Linked DNA regions of Homo sapiens: region 2 is linked to region 1. Evidence: chromatin loops called from intact Hi-C (ENCODE). Cell type or tissue: B cell. All regions are shown on one strand. Each heading gives the region's core, and the rest is flanking DNA. Links, peaks and the distances in the headings are about the cores only.

Region 1 (4,378 bases), core at 219-4,218:
CTGTCCATTCTTGGGCTGAGGGCACCGGGAGCAGAGGTTTGTCCTGGGACTAGCTGCACCCAGAGCCTCTCCTTGGGTTATTTTTGAAGGGCCAGCTGCTTCCCTGGGTGCGGGTCTCCCTGCCTGTTAAGGGGGCCTGGCTGTGGCCTTGACTCCCGTTCACAGAGTGCCTCATATGTACATTATAGAACGTTTGAAGGGGGTGGAATATCCCTGGCCTCCACCCCTAGAAGCCAGTAGCATTGCCTCGCCCAAGTCATGACTACCAAAAATGTCTCCAGACATTGCCAAATGTCCCCTGGATTTAGTGGCATGAGGACCAGTATCTGTGAGTCTCTTGGACCTTGCCTCATGGTCACAAGATGACTGCCACGGCTCCAGACATCCCACCCACGTTCAGGGCAGAAAGGACAATAAGGGCCAGTACGAACTGCCTCTGTCTTTTTTAGCAGAAAAATGGAAGTTTTCACAGAGGCCACAACAGGCTTCCACTTAAGTCTCACTGGCCACAACTGGGTGACAGGACACGGCCACCACAGGGGCTCTGAGATGAGAAGACAGGCTCCTCGGACTCCGGAGTGTCAGGTACAGGCTGTATCCAGGAGCAAGAGCCCTGGGGGTCTGCCTGGGCTTAAGGCCAGGCCCAGCCTGTCTCTGCAGGCTCCTCCCCATCTGTGAGTGAGAACGGTCACACTGCCTTCCCTACAGGGCCAACTTGACTGTGTGTGGAGGGCCTGGCCCTGGGAAGTCACGGTTTGTCAGTGACGCATCTCTTGCCGGCCCTGCTTCAGGGTCTGTTGATTGATTACCTGTGCAAAACCGAGGCTTAGAGCAACTGAGAGACTTGCTGAGTTCACACATCCCAGGATGGTGGGGCCTGAGCTGTGGGCTGCGAGACTCTTGTCCCTCCCACAAGGACTCAACGCCTCCCTCTGGCTAGATGGCAGCTCTTGGATGATTCAGAGCACAAGGCCTCGAGACTGATGATGACCGTGAGACCCTCTCCCAGGCATGTGCCTGCCCCACTGCATGTATAGTTTCAGGGACCCCTACGTCCTTTGTGTGAAGGTCTCTGGTGCCCACTGGGTAGTAGATGGCTGCCCTTACCATCACGGGGCCTTGGTGTGTGCACACCACGGGGCCTGGACAGAGCACCTGGGTCCCCAGAGCAAGAGGACGTACTGGGGAGGCAGTGATGGGAAGATGTCTGTCTCCTTGAGAGCATGGGATGCACAAGCTGGGGAGAATGTCGACAGCTACTCCCAGCATCATTCATTCATCAGGTGTTTATTGAGTGCTTGCTGTATGCCAGACCTGGTGCCAGGGATCCTTTGAATAAGAAAGACACGGTCCCCGATCTCGTGCTCACATTCTGTTTGTGCACTCGTGGGCCCACATGGTGATGCGTGCAGTTAAACAGGAAGCTGGCGGAATGAGTGCCTGCGTGGGGACGGAACAGTTCCGCGTCTCGAGTACAGTGGTGGGGAGATGTGTCTGTGTGTGTGATAAAGCTTCACAGTTTGTGTGTAACTACACATGACATGTAAGAATGTTGGTGTGTGTAGAAGATGATGCAGCGTGCTGAAGGCCTGCAGTCCAGGTCATAGCAGTGTGCCTGGGTTAGTGTCCTGGTTTTGCTCATGTCCTTAGTTACTCTGATGTGCCCTTGGGGGATGGAGGAGGTAGGGTACACAGGATCTCTCTGTACTGTTTTTGCAACTTCTTGGGAGTCTTTTATTATTTTATAATACAAAGTGAAACAAAGCCAGAGGAGCTGTTTGCAGGTGATGGCGTGTGTGTGTGTGTGTGTGTGTGTGTACGCACGCACACGTGTGCGGGCGTGCTGGGGAAGGCTCCACTGAGGATGGCGGAAATGGGCCCTGTTGGCTTCTGGGGAAGAGCGAGCAGCCCAGGCCCAGGGTGACAGGCCAGCTGCAGGTCGCCGTGGCGGGCACAGGGTGAGCACCGCAGGGCAGGGGCAGAAGCTGAGGTCAGAGCCAGGCGGCATGGGGGCTGGGAGGAAGTGACTCCCCCCAACACTGTGGCGTCACGTTTTCACCCTCAGGGTGTCTCGTGGTGGCCCCGCCGCCCCCCTGCCCCCCCACAAGGCTTCCTGTTTGGCAGCTCATCTGGAGCCAGGCGTGGGCTGCACCGTGGCCCTCCTGGGCGGGCGCCCGTGCCGCACCTGTTGTTTGTCCTGTCTGCTGAAACAGAAAGCAGCCTTTGGGTGGCGGGGGCTCTTCTCCGAGCATGAGTTCTCACCCTGGCTCGCTGCTGGGCTTGGGGAGCCTCTTCTGGAAGCCTTGGGCCAAGGGGCACAGCTTTGTCTCAGGGTAGAAGCCTGATCACAGACTGAGTGGAGGCCCAAGCTCGAGCTTTCCTCGTTTAGCCTCAGTTTCACCTTGTGTCCAGGGTGGACAGGCTGATAACTCTGCAGTGTGCTTGCGGGCATCAGGACCTTCCTGCTGATCTCATTTGGATAGAGTAGGGAGCTGGACACTGGGTCAGCTTGTCTGACAGATCTTTGCTTGCTTTGTGCCAGGCTGGGGATGCCTGCCATGGGGGTGAGGGGAGACCCGGTCCCAGCTCCTAATCACAGTGCTTTCTGCAGCGAGGTGCTGAGAGGAGGACAGAGACAAAGGAGGTCAGCATGCCTCAGAAGGCGACAGGAGCTGGGGAGGGGAAGGGAGCAGCCGGGGAGGCTCAGGGCCCGACAGGGTAGCCTCAGCTCCTAGAGGACTTTGATGACCCAGGGAGGCACTGCTACATTCCTCCAAGTGACACCGGACCACGCAGGCTCCGAGCGGAGGAGGGATGGGTCAGTCTGCATTTTTGTTTTCAGAGTGTTTTTGCTTCTGGCTGCTGGGTTGAGCCTGGACTGCCGAGGGTATTGTGGTGGTTGGAGGCCCTTAGAGGATGCCCAGTAATCCAGGCATGAGACGAGGGTGCTGCCTGCACCAGCGGCCCTGGTGAGATACAGTGAGATTCTGGGTGTCTATTTTAAAGAACCTGGGAAAGAAAGAGGAGTCCAAGAAGATTCTGGAGCTTTGGGCCTTTGAAATGGGAGATGGGCTTGGCCCTGACTGGGGTGGAGGCAGCTGTGCAGTACAGTTTTGGGGAGAAGGTCAGGAGTTGGAGTTTGGGCCGGTTCAGGTGGAGATGCTGTTCCGGGCCTGGCATTGCCCCACAGAGAGGGCGTTCGACCTGTGTCCTGTGGCTGGCTGCCCCACAGAACTTGAATGTCCCTAGACCTCCCGGCCCTCCCCCTCACAAGTCACTGGGGATTCCCGGGAGGCAGGGCCATGGCCTGGCTTCCTGCCTGCCAGGCGCCTCGGGGACCTTCCCACACCCAGCCAGGCGGGAGTCAGAACCCTAAGAGCTGCGGTCCGTCTCTGCCGAGGTGGGGCAAGGCCCCTGGAGAGCAGGGAAAGTGAAATGGGCTCATTTGCCTTTTTCGTTTTTATTTTCAGAGGCGACTTTATGTTCAGAAAATGAGTCCTCCTGGGCCGTGGTCAGTTCTTTTCGCTGCGAGTTCTGCTTTGAGTGTGGGCAGCATGTGTCCCCAGCACCATCTGTACTTCTCTCTCCCGCCCACCACGGGGTTCTCAGACTCTGCCGGAGGCCCAAGCCCTCTGTCTTGGGGGCAATCTGTTGGACTCTGCAGCATCCTTAGTTTACAGATGGGGAAACAGAGGCCGGAGGGGCTGAGTGATGGTCCATGCGACTTGGACAGGCATGGCCAGGATCCGGGCTTGGGGCTCTTCCTGCCCTTGGACCCCTGAGTCTCTGTGGACAGAGTCAGCTGGGGTGCTCTTGACTGTGTGCTGACCCTGGGTGTGTTGGGGTGCAAATGCTGCCTGGGCCACGTGTGAACGGGAAGGGAGGCAGGCACCTCAGATTTCCAGTCTGGACCAGGCTCGGGGTCCCCCTGTCCTCTCCTGGGCTGTGGCAGAGCCAGCTCCTCCTGCATGCCCAACCCTCCCGGCATGGCCTGGCCTTTCCAGCCCTAATGGTGGCCCGTTTCAGTGGCTCCGTGATTTGGGGGTTTGGTGTTGCCCAGGCTCCGGCACTAGAGGGAAGCAGAGAACCCCTGAGTCATCCTTCCGCAGACACCCCGGACCCCAGCTAGGTGCCTGTGCCCAGTGTCCAGCGTTGCAGTGGGGCTTGGGTGGCATGTGGGGGGTCTGTCCCACCCATTCCTGTGGTTTCTTCCTTGGCTCTGCCTGGACTTTGCACACGTGGTGGGATTAATTCTCTGGTAAACAGATCCGCCTCTGATTGGTGCAAGACCCTTCTCTGGGGTCTTGGTGGGAGGATAGAAGTTTTCTGCAGAGGATGAGGAGGCACAGACGCCCGGTTGTTCTGAGGCCGGAACTTG
Region 2 (4,378 bases), core at 177-4,176, 280 kb after region 1:
CCTGCAGGGAATGGACTTACAAGCGCCCGCTATGGATGAACAGATTCCAACCAGGCGCTCGCTTCCTTAGTGAAGGAACCACTTGTTCAATTATGAAGCCCAGGATGTGAAAGCAACTGCTGGAGCCACATAGGTGAATTTGTTATGCTGGAAGGGGGTGGTCACCTGGCACTGTGAGTGGCTCAGAGATCCCTAAGTGATCAGAATTGTAAACGACCCAGGGGAAAACCTTGGGAAAAAACTCACCCTCTTAGATACTGAGTTTCTAGGGGAGGAGAGTGGCTTAGAAGCCCCTAAAATGGGTCAGATGAGAAAAGGACAGGGCCAGAGAGGGGGAGGGAGTTGCCCAGAGACACAGAGCAACCGTGCAAAGCTGGCTAGAGCCAGAGCCTGCGCCTTCCAGTTCCTTGGGTACAGGCTGTCCACGCAGGCATCCCTGGTGGGAGTGAGGGTCACAATGGCTGTGACCTTGACCATCTTTGCAAGGTGAGCCTAGCTTGTGGCATGGAGTCTGGCTTGCACTGCAAGCCCCAGGGAACCGTCGGGGGATGAGTGGATGGTAAAAACGACTTCTGCCCGTCAGACACTCAGACACACCAGCGGGGAGAGCTGCAGCCACTCCAGCTTTAGCTGGGTTGTGCTAAGAGCTTTAAGTGCATTATATCATTCAAAGCTCCCAAGGAGCCGCTTTGGGGAGTCCCGTCAACACCCGCATTCTGCAGATGAAGGGACTGGGACCTCAAGGGCAGCTGCTAGGGCTAAGGTGTGGTTCTTCTACCGGAGATGATTTTGCCCCAGGGGACATCTGGCCATATCTGGAAACACTTGTGGTTGCCACAACTGGGAGGGGGTGTTACTAGCATCCAGTGGGCGAGGGGAAGTAGCTAAACATCCACCCTGCCACGCACAGGGAAGTCCCCCACAGAAAAGAATTATTGAGCCCAAACGTCAGCACCAAGGTCGAGAAACTCTGGATTAAATCAGATGATAGTGAATATCTCAGGCACAGTGCCGGGTGCATAGTGCTTGCTCAATAAACATTAGCTAGGCAACAGCTGATTCCTAATTAGGCCTCAATGTGAAGACAGAAGCAGGGACTGAAACCACACACAACCGGTTTGAAGAATAACAACAACTTAGTCTAAAAACATCTGCTTTGAAAGCAAACGCTTAGGAAAGGGCAGTTGTTCATTTCACACTTGGATTGTACATTTCTGTAGGCTGGAGTCGCAACCACCTTGATCACCGATCAACGCACACTGGCACCAACCACCATGCCAGACACACAGGAGGCACTTCGTAAATGCTTGTGAAATGAATACATGGGTGAGGGAAAGTGGCGGAGAGCAGTCTGCGTGAGGACGTAAGCACAGGTCCTTCTCTGGAGGCAGGAGAATGAAAATCATCCCACGGGTCGGGGCCGGGTCAGTGAGGAAGGGAGGGAAGGAGTTCTGAGAATGTCAATCTGCAGGACAACTTCTAGTTTCCACCTTTTGCATGAGGGATTTCCAAGTGCCCCAGGGCCTGGGAGTCCCCATTCATCAACCCTGGGTGCTACCAGGGACAGGGCCCATTGTGATTTGTGAGGCCTGCCTGAGTGCTGGTGGGGCAGGGGTGAGGCAGGCGCCCATGCTCCTTCCTGACCTCTCCAGCACGCTCCATCCACTTGCATGGAATCACGGCAGTGGGGAATGAGAAACACCCCTCCATCACTGCCACTGGGAACCCCCGTCCCTCCAAACCTGCCGCCTGCCTGAGCTCCTGAGGGCACCCTCACCCTGCATGGGCCTCCTTCCTGCCAGGGAGGGAGCCCTGTGCGAGGCAACCAGGGGTTGCCCCGGAGCCAGTCCCACTTCTGCCATCTGCGGGTGACAGCGAGAGACCTCTCTAGGGTGTCCCCTGCCTGAGACGACCGTGAGGATGGTGTGGCGCTGCCTCTTACAAGGGTGGTCCCAGCATCAAGAAGGGAACGGCCCTCCCAGACCTTTCACTGCTTAAAATAACCAACTTTTTAATTTAGCAACCATTGTCGTTTCACGTTCAATTCTGTAAGCAATAATAGAGCTCTCCACGTACCCTCCACCTCCTCCCCTGCTGGCAGCACCTTACAAAACTCGATTCTCTGTGGTTTTCCCAGAATCAGAACTTGTGTACGCTTTAGTCACCCCCTCATTTTACAGAAGAAGGAACTGCAACCTGGTCAGTCCCCCCTCAAGGTGACACGGCCAGCTGGGAACTGGACATGGCCACCACACCTAGCTTAGCAGACCTCACCCTCTCGGCTTCTCCTCTCTGCCTGAGGTACTCCCCCCAAGGTCTTCCCACCGCTGACTCCTTCTCATCCCTCATTCTCAGCACAAGGTCAGCCCTGCTGAGAGACCCTCTCAGACCAATAAAGCAGCCCCCAGGCACAGTCATGTGACACTGTCGAATCTCCTCCTCCGTTCAGTATCTGACTCTGTTTCCCATCTGCACCAGACTAGTAGCTCCCTGAGGGCAGGCTCAGGCCTGTTCCATTCACCAGGTCCTCCCATCTCCAGTGGCACAGGGAAGGAGCTCACCTACTGGATAAATGAACAGAAGATGGGTGATTCGCCCAAATACCGGGTCTGTCCTCCTTCCTTAGGTCACTATTACACACAGACAGACACAGCTACCTTCGATGGGAGGTGACGGCGTAGCAAAGGCTCCCAGTGGGAATGAAGGCTTGAGCTGAGTGTGAATGGTGCTCAGAGCGGGGGACCAGCTCCACCAGCGGTTCCCTGTGTGACCTTGGGCAAGCTGTTCTCTGAGCCTCGGTGGTTTCATCCATAAAATGGGGAAATGACAGCCCGCTGCCCTTGCATACCTAAGCACAAAGTCACTGGTAACTAGGGGCCCAGGTTCTGGGTCTCCCTGGAGTGTCGGGGTCCTAGGCGCCGGCCCAGAGGAGTTTCAAAGTCAGCCTTTAACTGCCCTCCCAGTAAAGAGGCTGCTGAATGCTACAGAGCAGGCTCCCGTGCCCACCGCCCCACACCTGGAAGACGAAAGGACACGAGAAGGAGAGGCACAGCTGCGTCGCTGGCTGTGACCCACACTCCTCCAGTTTTTGATTTAAAAAAAATCCCTGAAACAGCACCCACTCCCTGTCAAGTCTGTGTCCCCATCGCCAGCAGAAACCAACTCCTCCTGGAGGAAGGAAAGTTCAATGGATGAGCTATAAATATTTCTGCTAGATGCTGCCTGGGAGCTGGGCTTTCTGCATGAGCAGGCCCCGCTGAAAAGGAAGGCGGCTCGCCAGATTTGTTTCGAATTATGAAAATAGATGTTGTCTCCCCACCACATCTGTTTTGCCTGACAAATGAGCAGCAGCTCGCCTCCTAAATAAGGCAGCACACCAAGACGGTCTTGAAACTCCGGCTTCTCCAACTCTTCAGAAAAGGAGAAGAAGAAGAAAAAAGAGTCCAAGCCTCCCAGGTTTGAGCTCTAAAAGCCAGACCTTTTTCAATGTCATCTCTCACGCCGCAGTCTCCGGGGGCATTTACGCCACACTTGTCCTTAAGCTCAGATCTCCCTGAGCAGGTAGAGGCTGCTCACGTTAGAGGGCACGGATATCCCCCACTGCTTTTTAAAAAGAAAAAGAAGGCCAGGAGACACGCGATCAATTATAAAAAGTGCAAAGAAAGGAAAGCTCCCTAAACTCAAGCCAAGGGTGCGTTTTTGATGTGCTGAGAGAGGCCAGTTTTTGGAGGGAAACATCAATACTGTTGCCATTCAGTTCTCTATGCCATGCTGGCCTGGTGACTTGGGTTAATATAATCATTTTCCTTTAATTACTCCAGGAAAGACCCAATTACAGCGCAGACGCATCTGCCAGCCTGAGGATCCAATATTTAATAGCCCATCCTTCAGGAACATTCCTGCTTGGGAGCTTCCTGGAGCGAGCAGCCCTGCATGCATTACGAACTTGCATTACTATACTAACTCGGTGGTGGTGTTCTGGCCTGTGTGCGTGTGTGTGTGTGTGTGTGTGTGTGTGTGTTTCTTTTAAAAGTCTCTTCCCCTGAAAATACTTCATGTTGATATTTCTTCTTAAAGATGCTGTAATTATGAGAGAGCAGAAAGAACCCCCGAATGACTGTATAACTTGAAATATTACAAGCACAGTCACCCCACTTCCCCACTCCGCGGGGAAATTTACAGGCTTCCAGGCTGCCACCAAGAGGGAAGGACTAGAGCCCAGCAGCTCTCAGAGTTCTTGGAGTTCTCGGCCTCCGAAGCACACTGTCCAGCCACCTGCACAAAGTCCATCATAAACCCATGCGGGGCACAATGGGAGTAGCTGCTCAACAGACCACTCCTGCCTGTGGGCTGTCTGTTTTGGGGGTAGAAATAAAAA

What was found. Peaks named below come from ENCODE experiments on the same cell type or tissue, not always from the same donor. Only the 100,000 strongest peaks of a DNase experiment are listed, where the experiment ranks them.
Region 2: it touches region 1 in a loop (11-fold over the local background); 6 of 110 quality-filtered maps call a loop at or near these places.

The regions. Positions count from the first base shown.
Region 1 is chr20:57,396,458-57,400,835 of GRCh38, forward strand. The region is part of intron 3 of RBM38 (RNA binding motif protein 38); the gene reads left to right. Among named protein-coding and RNA genes, the nearest start is that of RBM38-AS1, 5.6 kb to the left of the region's middle. RefSeq lists enhancers at 1-392, 1,968-2,467, 2,445-2,534, 3,509-4,372, 4,355-4,378 and a silencer at 2,075-2,194. In B cell, for the core only: a CTCF peak has its summit at 4,089 (motif pointing right); DNase peaks (open chromatin) are centred at 834, 1,484, 2,054, 3,314 and 1 weaker place; H3K4me3 peaks cover 3,177 bases; H3K27ac peaks cover 4,000 bases.
Region 2 is chr20:57,679,564-57,683,941 of GRCh38, forward strand. The region is part of intron 1 of PMEPA1 (prostate transmembrane protein, androgen induced 1); the gene reads right to left. Among named protein-coding and RNA genes, the nearest start is that of PMEPA1, 28 kb to the right of the region's middle. RefSeq lists enhancers at 49-573, 574-1,097, 924-993, 1,374-1,483, 1,894-1,953 and 2 more and a silencer at 2,312-2,475. In B cell, for the core only: CTCF peaks have their summits at 1,863 (motif pointing left) and 2,064; DNase peaks (open chromatin) are centred at 868, 1,838, 2,560 and 3,328; H3K4me3 peaks cover 3,828 bases; H3K27ac peaks cover 3,906 bases.